Regions from separate parts of the Mus musculus genome. Here region 2 is linked to region 1. A link is a loop called in an ENCODE intact Hi-C map of the cell type or tissue named here. Cell type or tissue: heart. All regions are shown on one strand. Links, peaks and the distances in the headings refer to the core of each region. The heading gives the core; the rest is flanking DNA.

Evidence for each region. Hi-C counts contacts between places; a loop is a spot of excess contacts. Peaks named below come from ENCODE experiments on the same cell type or tissue, not always from the same donor. Only the 100,000 strongest peaks of a DNase experiment are listed, where the experiment ranks them.
Region 2: a loop joins it to region 1, with 5 times the contacts of the local background. A loop is called at or near these places in 1 of 42 quality-filtered maps.

Annotation. Positions count from the first base shown.
Region 1 is chr19:46,075,874-46,081,687 of GRCm38, reverse strand. It overlaps Nolc1 (nucleolar and coiled-body phosphoprotein 1), which reads right to left. Exons shown (of 13, transcript NM_001039353.2): 1 at 5,539-5,814; 2 at 2,930-2,985; 3 at 2,667-2,812; 4 at 2,430-2,557; 5 at 1,603-1,780; 6 at 266-384; 7 at 12-147. The coding sequence starts at 5,658. Among named protein-coding and RNA genes, the nearest start is that of Nolc1, 2.9 kb to the right of the region's middle. In heart, for the core only: no CTCF peak of the experiment used is centred there; no DNase peak of the experiment used is centred there; H3K4me3 peaks cover 809 bases; H3K27ac peaks cover 41 bases.
Region 2 is chr19:46,327,253-46,333,066 of GRCm38, reverse strand. Fbxl15 (F-box and leucine-rich repeat protein 15) reads right to left here and starts at 4,883. Exons shown (of 4, transcript NM_133694.2): 1 at 4,541-4,883; 2 at 4,239-4,392; 3 at 3,474-3,979; 4 at 2,621-2,965. The coding sequence starts at 4,593. The coding sequence ends at 2,776. It overlaps Cuedc2 (CUE domain containing 2), which reads left to right. Exons shown (of 9, transcript NM_001164291.1): 2 at 366-449; 3 at 1,011-1,154; 4 at 1,249-1,310; 5 at 1,394-1,521; 6 at 1,601-1,777; 7 at 1,954-2,015; 8 at 2,087-2,147; 9 at 2,233-3,255. The coding sequence starts at 376. The coding sequence ends at 2,379. It also overlaps a transcript of Psd not described here. In heart, for the core only: a CTCF peak has its summit at 2,909 (motif pointing right); DNase peaks (open chromatin) are centred at 1,536, 2,906, 3,536, 4,616 and 1 weaker place; H3K4me3 peaks cover 1,938 bases; H3K27ac peaks cover 1,246 bases.

The DNA of each region.
Region 1 (5,814 bases), core at 823-4,822:
TGTGCAATCACCTGCTTTTTTCTTCATGGGTTGTCTCTGTCCCTCCTCCTCTTCACTGGAAGAATCCTCACTGCTGGAGCTCTTCTGGGTGGGGGCGGCAGCTACTTTCACTGGGGCCTTGGCCACGACTTGCTTTTTTGGTACAGTCTTCATTGGAGAGAAAATTAACATTAGAGGAAAGCGCCTTCCCAAACAATCCTGACAGAGGAAACACACGCCCCGAAGCCCCTCAACTGCATCCCTGCTACAAAGTTACAGCCCTAACCTTCTTGGGAGGTGCAGCTGCCTTCTTCTCTTCCTCTGAGTCATCGCTGCTGCTGCTGCTGCTGCTGCTGGCGGCTGCTTTGCCATTGGCTACCTTAGGCTGTGCTTTCGCTGGTGTACCTGAGAAACAAAAGCAATACTAAACAAGTTGGGAAACTTCAAAGAAAAAAAAAAAGTCCTGTTGGTTCCCACAGGACTATACGAGTATCTATAATTTTAAGGCAGGTGGGATGGCTTAGCAGGTAAAGGATGACCTGAGTGAGATGCCTAGATGGTATATAGTGATAAGAGTCACCACACACACACACTAAACAGTTTAAATGCCTTTCTCTTCAGCCCCTATCCATCAGAGGAACGAACCAGCTCGGCTGTGTGGAGTGAAAGCATAAGAGGAAAGCGGCCGTAAAAGCAGAAGAGAGCACTCGTGGGCTGTTGAGTTTGGGGGTCTAACCCTAGGCTGAGCTTAGCTTAGGTACATACATCCATGCTAAGCTAAGAAATGCCTATTAATCCCAGCCCTCCAGAGCCTGCGGTAAGAGAATCACCAGTTCTAGACCACCAGACTAAAGTGAGACATTACCTTACCCAACAAACAAATAAGTATGTATGATATATATAACCTTGGAGAGGCAGGAGGACTGAGTCCAAGCCCAGCCTGGGTCTTTAGAGCATCAATCAAAAATAAAAGTTAGCCAGGGGTGTTGGGGCACAGCTTTAAACCTAGCACTTGGGAGGCAGATGCAGGTGAATCTCTGAGCCTCCCTAGTCTACAGAGGAAGTTCCAGGACAGCCAGGGCTACATAGAAAAAGCATCTTAAAAAACTAGCCAAAGCTGGGCGGTGGTGGTGCATGCCTTTAATCCCAGCACTTGGGAGGCATAGGCAGGCAGATTTCTGAATTCGAGGCCAGCCTGGTCTACAGAGTGAGTTCTAGGACAGCCAGGGCTACACAGAGAAACCCTGTCTCAAGAAAACAAAAACAAAAACAGAATGGATGTCCTTGTGTATCCATGGCCTTATTTTTCCCCTCTAAAACTTTGAGACAGGGTCTGAGGAAACTTTCCAGGCTTAGCTGGGCATGGCGGTACACAAATGCCTTTAATCTCGGCACTTTGGGAGGCAAAGGTGTTCATGGAGAGGTGAGTGGATCTCTGAGTTTGAGGCCAGCCTGGGAGATCCAGGACAACCAAGGGCTAGCAAAACCCTGTTTCAAACAACAAATCCCAGGTGTATGGTTTAGTTCCGTCTCACCCATCTGGGGTAGAGCAGGGATCACAGGCATCTGCAGCCATGCCTGGCTAAGGGGAAGTGATGAGTTCTGCAGCTCAGCAACCCATACCTGGTTTGGCTTCGGCTTTAGTCTGAGCTTTTGCTGCCACAGCTGCCTTTGGCTTCTGGGTCTGTGGTGTTTCTTCCTCTGAGCTGGAGTCCGAATCCGAGTCTGAGTCCGACTCAGAGCTCTCTGCCTTCTTCGCAGGAGGTCTGACTGCCTTGGCTTGGGGCTTAGCTGCCTTCTGCTAAAACAAGAGAACAAAGATGGTGGCAAACACCTGTAATCCCAGCATGTGGGAGGAAAAGAACTGAGTCTAAGGCCAGCCTGCTCAACACAAAAGTTCCAGGGCAGCCAGTGCTGCACAGAGTAACTCTGTCTCAAACAAAACACACATAAGGACAATGAGCAAGAGCTGAGTGCTCAAAAGACAATAAAATGCTTTTATTTATTTATTTATTTTTCCTTTTTGAGACAGTCCTTTTTGAGACAGCCTGGGCTGTCCTAGAACTTGCTCTGTAGATCAGGCTGGCCTGGAAGCTTTATCCTTTTAGGAGTCCACTGAAAGGGCAAGAAAAACTCAAAGATACAACATATGAATATTGAGACAGAGTCCAACTGCTTGATAAAACAGTTCCTGACATCATCTTGTCAACAGCTCCCAGCAAAACACTTGTATTGTTGGGGCCCTACACAGTATCCTGAAAGAACACAAAGTCCCTGGGTAGAGGAGAATCCTGTCTACACTTGGATCACATCATTCGAGACCTCAACTTCAGCCTCCCCTTCCACATCCCAGAATTCATGCAATGCGGAGCAGCCCCCACCGCCCGCCCGACCCTGTTTCATTTCTCCACTACTCCTCTGAGGCCATCCTTACAACCGAGGCTACAAACCTGGACAGGCTTTTTCTTTTTGTCCTCTTCCTCTTCCTCACTGGATTCTTCACTACTGCTGCTCTCTGAAGCTTTGGCTGCTGCCTTTCCAGCATGCTGAGGCACACTGGCTCGCTTGACCTGTGCGGCTGAGTAGAAGTAGTGCAGGTACCCATGAGAAGTCGCCCTCAGGCAGGTGCCAGGCAGTCTCTTTGGAGCCCTCCCCCCCCCCCGCCCCCCGCCCCTCACAAGCCTTACCAGCCTTCTGTGTGGGAAGTCCCTGGGCTTTTTTGTCCTCGTCCTCACTGCTGTCCTCACTGCTGTCACTGGATGAAGTCTCTTTCTTAGCCTTCTTGGTCACTGGTCCATTTGACTGTAACTTCACCTTTGGGGCTTTGGTGGACCTGCTGATGCAGAGAAGGCTGACCTCTGAGGGATCAGGACCTTCTCAAACTAAGGAACACAGCCCAGCCCAACCCACCTAGGGGAGAACACAGCCCAAGTGCACCAGGAAAGCTTACTTGAGCCAGAAGCTATAGATGTCCAAGAGGGACGAGGCATTGGCGTCCTGCTGTGTCTGTAAGAAAGGAGGCGTGGCTAAGGAAGCAGTATGCTCCTCTGGGTCAGATTCTGTTACTCCTTGATCAAATGTAATCTGTCAGCCAGGCATGGTCCCAGCACTTCAAAGAAAGAGGCTGGCAGATCAGTGAGTTCAAGGCCCACCTGGACTACATACAGAGTTCCAGACAGCCAGGGTTATGTAAAGAGACCTTGTCTCAAAAGTTATGCTATCTCCCTACTTAACTCAAAATGGATGTTACATCTTAAGACTTTTCCTACTTGTATAACTCAGGAGGAAAATATTACGCTTACATATCACCTAACTTTGAGCGTGAAAACTTTATGGTATATCCCTGTGCCTTTCCATATCTTTTAAAGTCTTAGAAATGTTGTACCAATTGATAACAGAGCGTTAGCTGAGGGCTGGAGAGATGGCTAAGTCGCTGAGAGAGCATGTTACTCTCCCAGAGGACCTGAGTTCATTACCAGCACCCAGAACAGGAGACGCAACAGTACCTGTTAACTCCACATACAGAGCTTCTGACATCTCTGGCCTCATAATTTCTAACTATTAACTTTTTTTTTTCTAATTAAATGACTTTTAAAGGCAGAAAGGCAGGGCTAGATAGGTGGCTCAGTGGTTAAGAGCACTGTCTGCTCCTTCAGAAGACCCAGGTTCAACTCCCAGTACTCACATGGCAGCTCTCACACAGACAGACATGCAGGCAAAACACAAATGTGCAGAATAAACTGTAAGCAAACAGAAAGGTGCGAGGTACGGTGGCACGCGCCTTTAACTCTAGCACATGGAAAGGAGAGGCAAGCAGATCGGAGTTTAAGCCAGCTTGGTCTACATAGTGAGTTCAAGGACAGCCAGAACATAGAGACCCTGCCTTAAGGAGGGAGGGAGGGTGCCGAGCAGTGGTGACACACACCTTTAATCCCAGCACTTGGAAGGCAGAGGCAGAGGCAGGCGGATTTCTGAGTTCAAGGCCAGACTGGTCTACTGAGTTCCAGGACAGCCAGGGCTACACAGAGAAACCCTGTCTCGAAAAACCAAAAAAATAAAGTAAAATAGGAGGGAGGGAAGAAGAGGAGAGTAATAATGAGCACTGGCTAGATGGTCCATCAATTCAGAGCACATGGAGTTGGGGGGGGGGGTTGGGGGATGTATTACCAGATCACATGTCAGGCTGTCCCGGCTGAAAGAACTCCCTTATTATGAGACTGACCTGATCTTTCCTTTTGTGGCAAAAATCACCTTTTTGTATTTTGCTACAAAGAAGTAACCTATCTCAAAAGATCTGGTGGCCTATAACCCAAGAGTCCCAGGATCTAAGGCCTACAGCCTTTCAAGGTGTTTCCACGAACACTACAGCTTTTCTTTCATTTTTTTTCCCCCTTATTTATGTGAGTTCATCTTTGCTGTCTTCAGACACACTAGAAGAATGGGCATCTGATCCCATTACAGATGGTTGTGAGCCACCATGTGGTTGGTTGCTGAGAATTGAACTCGGGACCTCTAAAAGAGCAGTCAGTGGTCGTAACTGCTGAGCCGTCTCTCCAGCCCGCTACAGCTTTTCTTAAGGTGCAGAGTAAACATTTTGCTCTTACATAACAGCTGTCACTCACCCCATGTTCCTGTGTGCCTACAATGGAGTTACTACTTTGTGCATTTTTCTCTCAGTGAGTCTCATTCACTCAAAAGCTGTAAATTGGGCTGAGCATGGTGATATACACCTTTAATCCCAGCACTTGGTAGACAGAGACTGAGCTGAGTTCAAGGCCAGTATGGTATACAAAGTGTGCTGCAGGGCAGTAAGGCACTTAGCATGAAGAGGCTGTGACAAGAGGTACAGAAGTTCATATCCATCCTCCACTACACAAGGACTACATGAACTTTGTCTCAAACAAAAGGCTGCTGGGATCATACATGCAGAAAGCCGCAGAGCCTGGCCTAACATCACTACCTGGAGCTCCAAGCTCAGTGCCAACTTAACACAGGCGGACGCTCACTACTCCTAGAGTATACTGAAAGCAACCTATCACCACACTCATTCATTTTTTTCTTTTTAAAAAAATAAGTAAATACAATATGAAGTCCTAGCTATCATTACTTCGCAATTTATCCCTGCACTCACTCATCTTCTTTTGTAAAAACAAACAAGTGTATAAATAGAATCCAAGCCTTCATTACTAAAATCTTTGAGTCTCAGGTAAAACTGCAATTAAGGGTAAGTCCAACAAAAAGTACAGAAGAACCACGCACCGCCAACCCAATGCTCCCGGAGGGATCTAGCGCCACATGTCCTGGGTCACGAGGGACCCATGCCTGTCACCGCTGCAAAAACTCACACCAAGTAAAAGCCGTAATACTCGGAGCTAGCTAGTCAGACATGGTGGAAGGAGACACCGAGACCTCCAGCCTGAGGAAGGTCCGCAGAGAAGCTGGGCAGACAACGGACTGACAGACCCCAGCCCTCGCCTCCTTAACTTCTAAAGCCGACAAGGCCTAGATTAGCTCGGAGAGTCGTCCCACCCCGGCCCGCAGACCAAACCAAGGACTCACAGCGCCGGTCGCTTTTGCAAATTTACTGGCCACCTCCGAGAGTTGGCTATCCCGCAGAAATCTGAGCACAAGGGGATAAAGGTCGCTGGGAACCACGCGGCGCAAGCCGGTATCCGCCATGCTCCGGGTAAAACGCGTCACTACCGTTGCGCACGCGGCACGACTTAAGAACACCAAAGCACAGCCCGGGTCGAGGGCGGGTCCAGTGTCGTCATCAAGTCGCGCGCGGCGCGCAGCGGAAAAGAGTGGCGCACACGAGGTCGCGTACCCTCCACC
Region 2 (5,814 bases), core at 785-4,784, 250 kb before region 1:
CCTTCTTTACGGGGCTGGACAATGGAGCCTTTTGTGATTGGAGTTGGGGGCCAAGTAGCCCCTTCAGTAAGGAGATTCCTTAGCCAGAAGCATGTGACCCCCAAGACCTCAGCTTCTCCCCACAGGAGATGGGGGGTGGGCTCAACTCCCTTTGGAAGCTTTCTAGAGACAGTGCTGGACCCTGTCTGGGGCTGAAGGAGGTAGAAGTGGGTGGCCACGGGAGTGGCTCTGCTCGAAGGAGCTGGGAGGGCAACAAACATCAACAGCTGGTTCAGCCTCAGAAGGGAGAGCAGGGGCTGCTGCCCCATGGCCTAGTGGGTGGAGGCAGGCCAGAGACTTGGCAACTCTGTCTTGTGTATCTTCAGAAGACCCAGCATGGAGTTGGAGAGGATCGTCGGCTCAGCCCTCCTCACCTTCGTTCAGGCACACCTGCCAGAGGCAGACCTCAGGTAAGGGACAGGCCAGGTTCAGAGAGGCGGCTGCCAGACAATACTGTGGGCGCTGGCCAATGAAAAGGTGATTAGAAACTATTCAGCCCTCTTCTGAGGGAACTGAGTCCTGCAAGAACAGCGAGCACTCTTAACCATGGTGTGTGTGTGTGTGTGTGTATGTGTGTGTGAGAGTGTGAACGCGTGCGCACGTATGCATGTAGGTGCCCATGGAGACCACAAGAGCTGGCAGTATAGGCAGCCACTTCACATGGGTGCTGGAATTAAACTTGGATCCTCTGAAGAACAGTCAGCGCTCTTAACTCCTGAGCCATCTCTCCAGCTCTGGGGAGTTGATTTGTATTTGCTTAGATGGTCTTATCGCTCATATTGTGTCTATCACCTACACTGTATTGATGGAGGACTAAGCTGAAGGACTTGGGAGGAAGTGGGCCTCAAGGACTGAGCTGACTCAGGCCCCCATCCCCCACCCCCAGTGAAACTGTGGAGTGAGGTCTTAGGCTGGGTCGGGCTGCTGCACACATCCAGTGTCCTGCCCTGTGGACTTGTTCTTTCCTACAGTGGCTTGGATGAAGTCATCTTCTCCTATGTGCTTGGGGTCCTGGAGGACCTGGGCCCCTCAGGACCATCAGAGGAGAACTTTGATATGGAGGCCTTCACTGAAATGATGGAGGCTTATGTGCCTGGCTTTGCCCACATCCCCAGGTAAGGCTTGGGTAGGGCAAAAAGGAGGGGGCGGGCCTGGCTGGCTGGGGTTGGGGCAGAGTGGTCCCCCTCACCACCTTCTCTGCCCTTTCAGAGGTATAATAGGAGACATGATGCAGAAGCTCTCGGTGCAGCTGAGCGATGCTAGGAACAAAGGTGAGTTTGGGGACCTGGTATTTGGAGGATTCACATCCCCGCCCGAGCCCTGCCAAATCCGATACCCTCTCTGCCTCTTGAAGAGAACCTGCACCCACAGAGCTCCTGTGTCCAAGGTCAGGTGCCCATTTTTCCAGAGACCCCGAGGCAAGCTGAAAAGCTCGAAGAAGAGAGCAGGCCTCCCGCTGCTCCCGGGAACACCCTAGATGAGGTACTGCGAGAGGACCCACAAAGGGCCTCGGGGTGGGAAGGGAAGAAGCGGAACCGACTGTTGGCCTTTGTGCCCACAGGCAGCTGCGGCAGAAGAACTGCCAGGAGTCGATGTGCTCCTGGAGGTCTTCCCTACCTGCTCTATGGAGCAGGCCCAGTGGGTGCTGGCCAAAGCTCGGGGGGACTTGGAGGAAGCTGTGCACATGCTGGTAGAGGGCAAGGAAGAGGGGCCTCCAGGCTGGGACGGCCCAAGTCAGGTATCCTCTCTCAGCCCCCCCCGCCCTAGTAACCTCAGCTCCATTAGGCCTTCTTGCTAAGTGCACAGCCTGCCTGTCCTCATCGCTGCCCTTCTTGCTAAGTGCATACCCTGCCTGTCTTCATCTCTGCTCATGTTGTTACCACTGGGCTTAGCATAGGTCTCCCGTCTCTGCAGGACTTGCCCAGGCGTCTCAGAGGCCCCCAAAAGGATGACTTGAAGTCTTTCATCCTTCAGAAGTAAGTCTGGGCTGGGCAGGGCCTTGGAGGGTCTTCCAGGTGGCCGGAGCTTCACCCAGTCCGTTTGGCAGGTACATGATGGTGGACAGGGCGGAGGACCAGAAGACTCACCGACCTATGGCTCCCAAGGAGGTAAGAGGGGGTCTGCAGCTGGGGGGTGTGGAATGAGCTGTGCCAAGCCCTGGTTTTCGTCATTCATTGCTTGATTGCCTGACAGGCCCCCAAGAAGCTGATCCGATACATCGACAACCAAGTAGTGAGCACCAAGGGAGAGCGATTCAAAGATGTCCGGAACCCTGAGGCCGAGGAGATGAAGGCCACATACATCAACCTCAAGCCGGCCAGAAAGTACCGCTTCCACTGAGACAGTGCTGGATCCTGCCGAGCACTGCTGATCCCAGAGGGATGCAGACACCCTCCCATCCACCCTGTCCCTTCTGGAGGCCCTTGCTCTAGTGTTCTATTCTTGGGGCTTCCTTCAAGAGCACAGTAAAAGTGGTCCAAGGAAGGTATATGCTCATTCTGCTCATTTCTGCCCCCAGGGCAGGGAAAAAACCTGTCTCTCTGACTAGTTCCCAGCTTCCCGTCCCCTATGCACCACGCAAGAAGGGGTAAAAAGCTCTTTATTTGAAATTCCAGGGTGGGACAGGGGATTTCACAGGCCTGTCAACCACAGGCCCCCACAGTTCAGTTTCCCTATGGCTCAGGGTCAAGCCCGGGCTACACAGTCCAGCTGTGCTCCCACCCCAAGGAAAGTTAGTCAGACCTGTAGGTTGACAAAGGGTGCGAAGCCTGCCATGTCCTGGAGTAGCACCAGAGCCTGGTGCAGGGGTGGTTCCACGTCGATGTCCACACCACGCTTCCGCAAGCGGCTCAGGCTCGGTTCAGCCACATGGTGGCAGTGCCGCACCCGCAGAGAGCGCAGCGCCGGGCAGTACTCGGCCAGTGTCCTGAGGGAGGAGTATGGTGATGCTAGGTGCTGAATCTCACGGTCTGGAGGGCCAGCCCTCTAAACCCGCAGCTGGCTCCAGCAAGTTCTAGCTTTCCCTCCAGCTCAGGGTCTGCTCTTTTTTACTGTACCTAAAGGAAGGGGCCAGGAAGGAATTACAGACTCCAGGCTCATTTGGGGTTTCTGGTTCTTAGAGAGTACCAATCCATAGTTCCTTCCAGTGTTTCTAGATTACCCACCTTGTTGCAGAAATGCCAGAAATCAACTTTATGTGACATTTCTCAGTGTGTCAATCTTGGCTCCCAAGTCTGTTTATTTTTTGTTTTTGTTTTTTTTTTGGGGGGGTTGTTTTGGTTTTGGTTTTTGGTTTTGTTTTGTTTTTAATTGTACACTTTCTAGCCTAAAAAATGCCAGAGGTCTTTCTAATGGGTCTTTGACAAGTACAACCCACCTCCCTATCCCCAAAGTGACTGCCCACTTCCTACAGTACCGCCCCCATGCCCAGGCACCTGACACCGTCGCTTCCGACCCGAAGGCAGCCGGTGAGGTCTAGGTGCTCGAGCTGCGGGCAGTTTCGAGCCAACTCTTGAACCGCAGTGTCCCCAACATTGGCGTTGACTGCTAATGAGAGGCTGCGGAGGCCCGCGCCGCGTCTCTGCGCCAGGTACACGATGGCCTCGTCCTTGAGTTGACGACAGGCGGTGAGGTCTAGCTCCTCCAGAGCCGGGCAGCGGTCAGCGAGGCCACGCAGTGCCAGCCCGTCCACCCAGTCACAGTGAGCGAGGGAAAGGCGCTGCAGACGCGGGCAGCCCTCAGCCAGCGCCCCCAGGGCTCGGCGACTCAGTTGGCCGCAGCCGGCCAGCGCTACGCTCCGGAGCTGTGGATTCCGTGCCAGCACCGGCACCAGGTCCTCGTCCGACAGCCATTCGTGACACGGAGCCAGCGCCAGCTCCTGCAGCCCCTCAGCATCCCGCAGTAGCCGGGCTAGTGCCGCCCGTGGAATCTGTGGACCCACCTACGGGCGGGAGACACGGAGACTCAAGTCTGTCCCCGGGGCGGGCCACTGCCTGGCAGCCGCCTAACTTCGGGACTTTGCCCCCTGCCCTCCCAGAAGGGACACCGAGCTCCCTCCGAGCCGCTGCCCTCTGGAATTCTCCACGTCTCACCCGGGGTCGGGAAGGGTTTACCGCGCAGCAGGGGCTGGCCTGGAGGCGGGGCGACGGTGGTACCCACGCGGGGGCGTGGCGTGGGCGTGGCTCCGGGCCCCGGCTCACCTGAGCGGCGTCGAAGCGGCGCAGCCTCGCCAAGTGCAGCTGAACGAGCGCCCGGAAGGCGCGACTGACGCGCTGCAGCCGGAGCAGCTGGCGCAGCGGGACCCAGTTCAGGACGTGCGGGAGCAGCACGTCTTCCCAGGGCAGGTCCAGGAGCCTGAGGGGGAAAACGGCGTTGACGTCCCCGGGCCGCTGTTACGTGCGAGTCCTTCTGTTATACCCGAGAGTCCCGGCTGGCAAGAGGGATCCGCGTCCGGCCCAGACTCGGCTGCCCTCCCTCCCTAGGCCCCTCCAGTGCTCGGTACCTGACAGCTCCTGGTTCTTGCTCCCCTCCGGACTGCTCCATTGGTGGCTCCATCGCTGTCTACTGCGCGTGCGCAGTAAGCTCCACTCGCTTTGGCCTTGAAGCGGCTGCGGCGAGCCCGCCTCCTTGGTCGGAAGAGACAGACCGATTTAATCGAGTGCGGTCTCACTGAGAATCCTTGTCAGGAAGCTTTTCGGATGGATCCCGAAACTGAGGCAGAACGGACCAGTGATGTACCATTAGATGTCTTCTCAGCTACAGGGCTTGAAGCCCGAGGCTGGAGTAGCGGCGAGCGAACACTGCTTTCGGTCTCCGTTGCGGGCCAGTAGCCGCCTCTGAGTGGTGATGGGAGGAGCAGACAAGGCCAAAGGCAGAAGGGGCGGAGCCAGGACTCCTAGGTTACCCAGTGCCTCCTTCTGTCCTCTGGTCGCCTTTAAGCGACTTTGGAAAAAGAAAAGGGGGAGAGGCTGCCCAGACTATAACTAGCTGGTATGTACTAGGTGCTCAATAAGCAACTGCCAAAAGACTAGATTAAATGGGCGACGCTAGGGCTTTTACTCTCAAGCACACTTGTTTAAACCTGCCATTTCTTGTGAAATGCACAATCATGACATCCATCTCTTTCCACTTCAGGGCAGCGTAGTCCGGCTCTTTGCCTAAGGACAAAGGACTATATAGGACCAGCCAGGTCTGCTTTCCAGCGGTCCAGAGTCCGAGAGGAATTGCCTGCTCAGTGCAGGCCACTAGCCGTACTGCTTTGACTGGTCCTGGATTAATTGTAGGGACATTGTCTTCCCAAAGCTCAACCACTAGGCTCCCCTTTCACTGCACCCCCAGATACTAAGCCCAAGTCCCTCTCTGGAGAACCCCTGGCGTAATATTTTCCTCCAACATCTGAGGTGGGTGTGGGGCATGCGAAAGACTGTAAGACCGCTGCATCCTATCTACATGATTGCGTGCCCTTATGCAAACATTTCAGCCGCTTCGTAACGAAAACTGCTTCCCATCCTTATCAGGGGTTTGGGTACATCAGCAAAGGTAGGAAGGACCGTCCATTTTAAAGACAGGCAAATCGAGGCTCTAGGGAGAAAGCTCCCTAACCAGGATCAAACGAAGCAAGGATAAAGAACCCAGAAATCCTGGTTTTCCCAGAATTCCTTCTACACTACCTCATTACTGAATTGTAGCATAAAGAGAAAAGCCAACTAGCACCGGAAAGACACAAGAGGGTGAAGGTGGATGAGGGGATTGCTTCCTCGTCTCAGTCTACTTGGG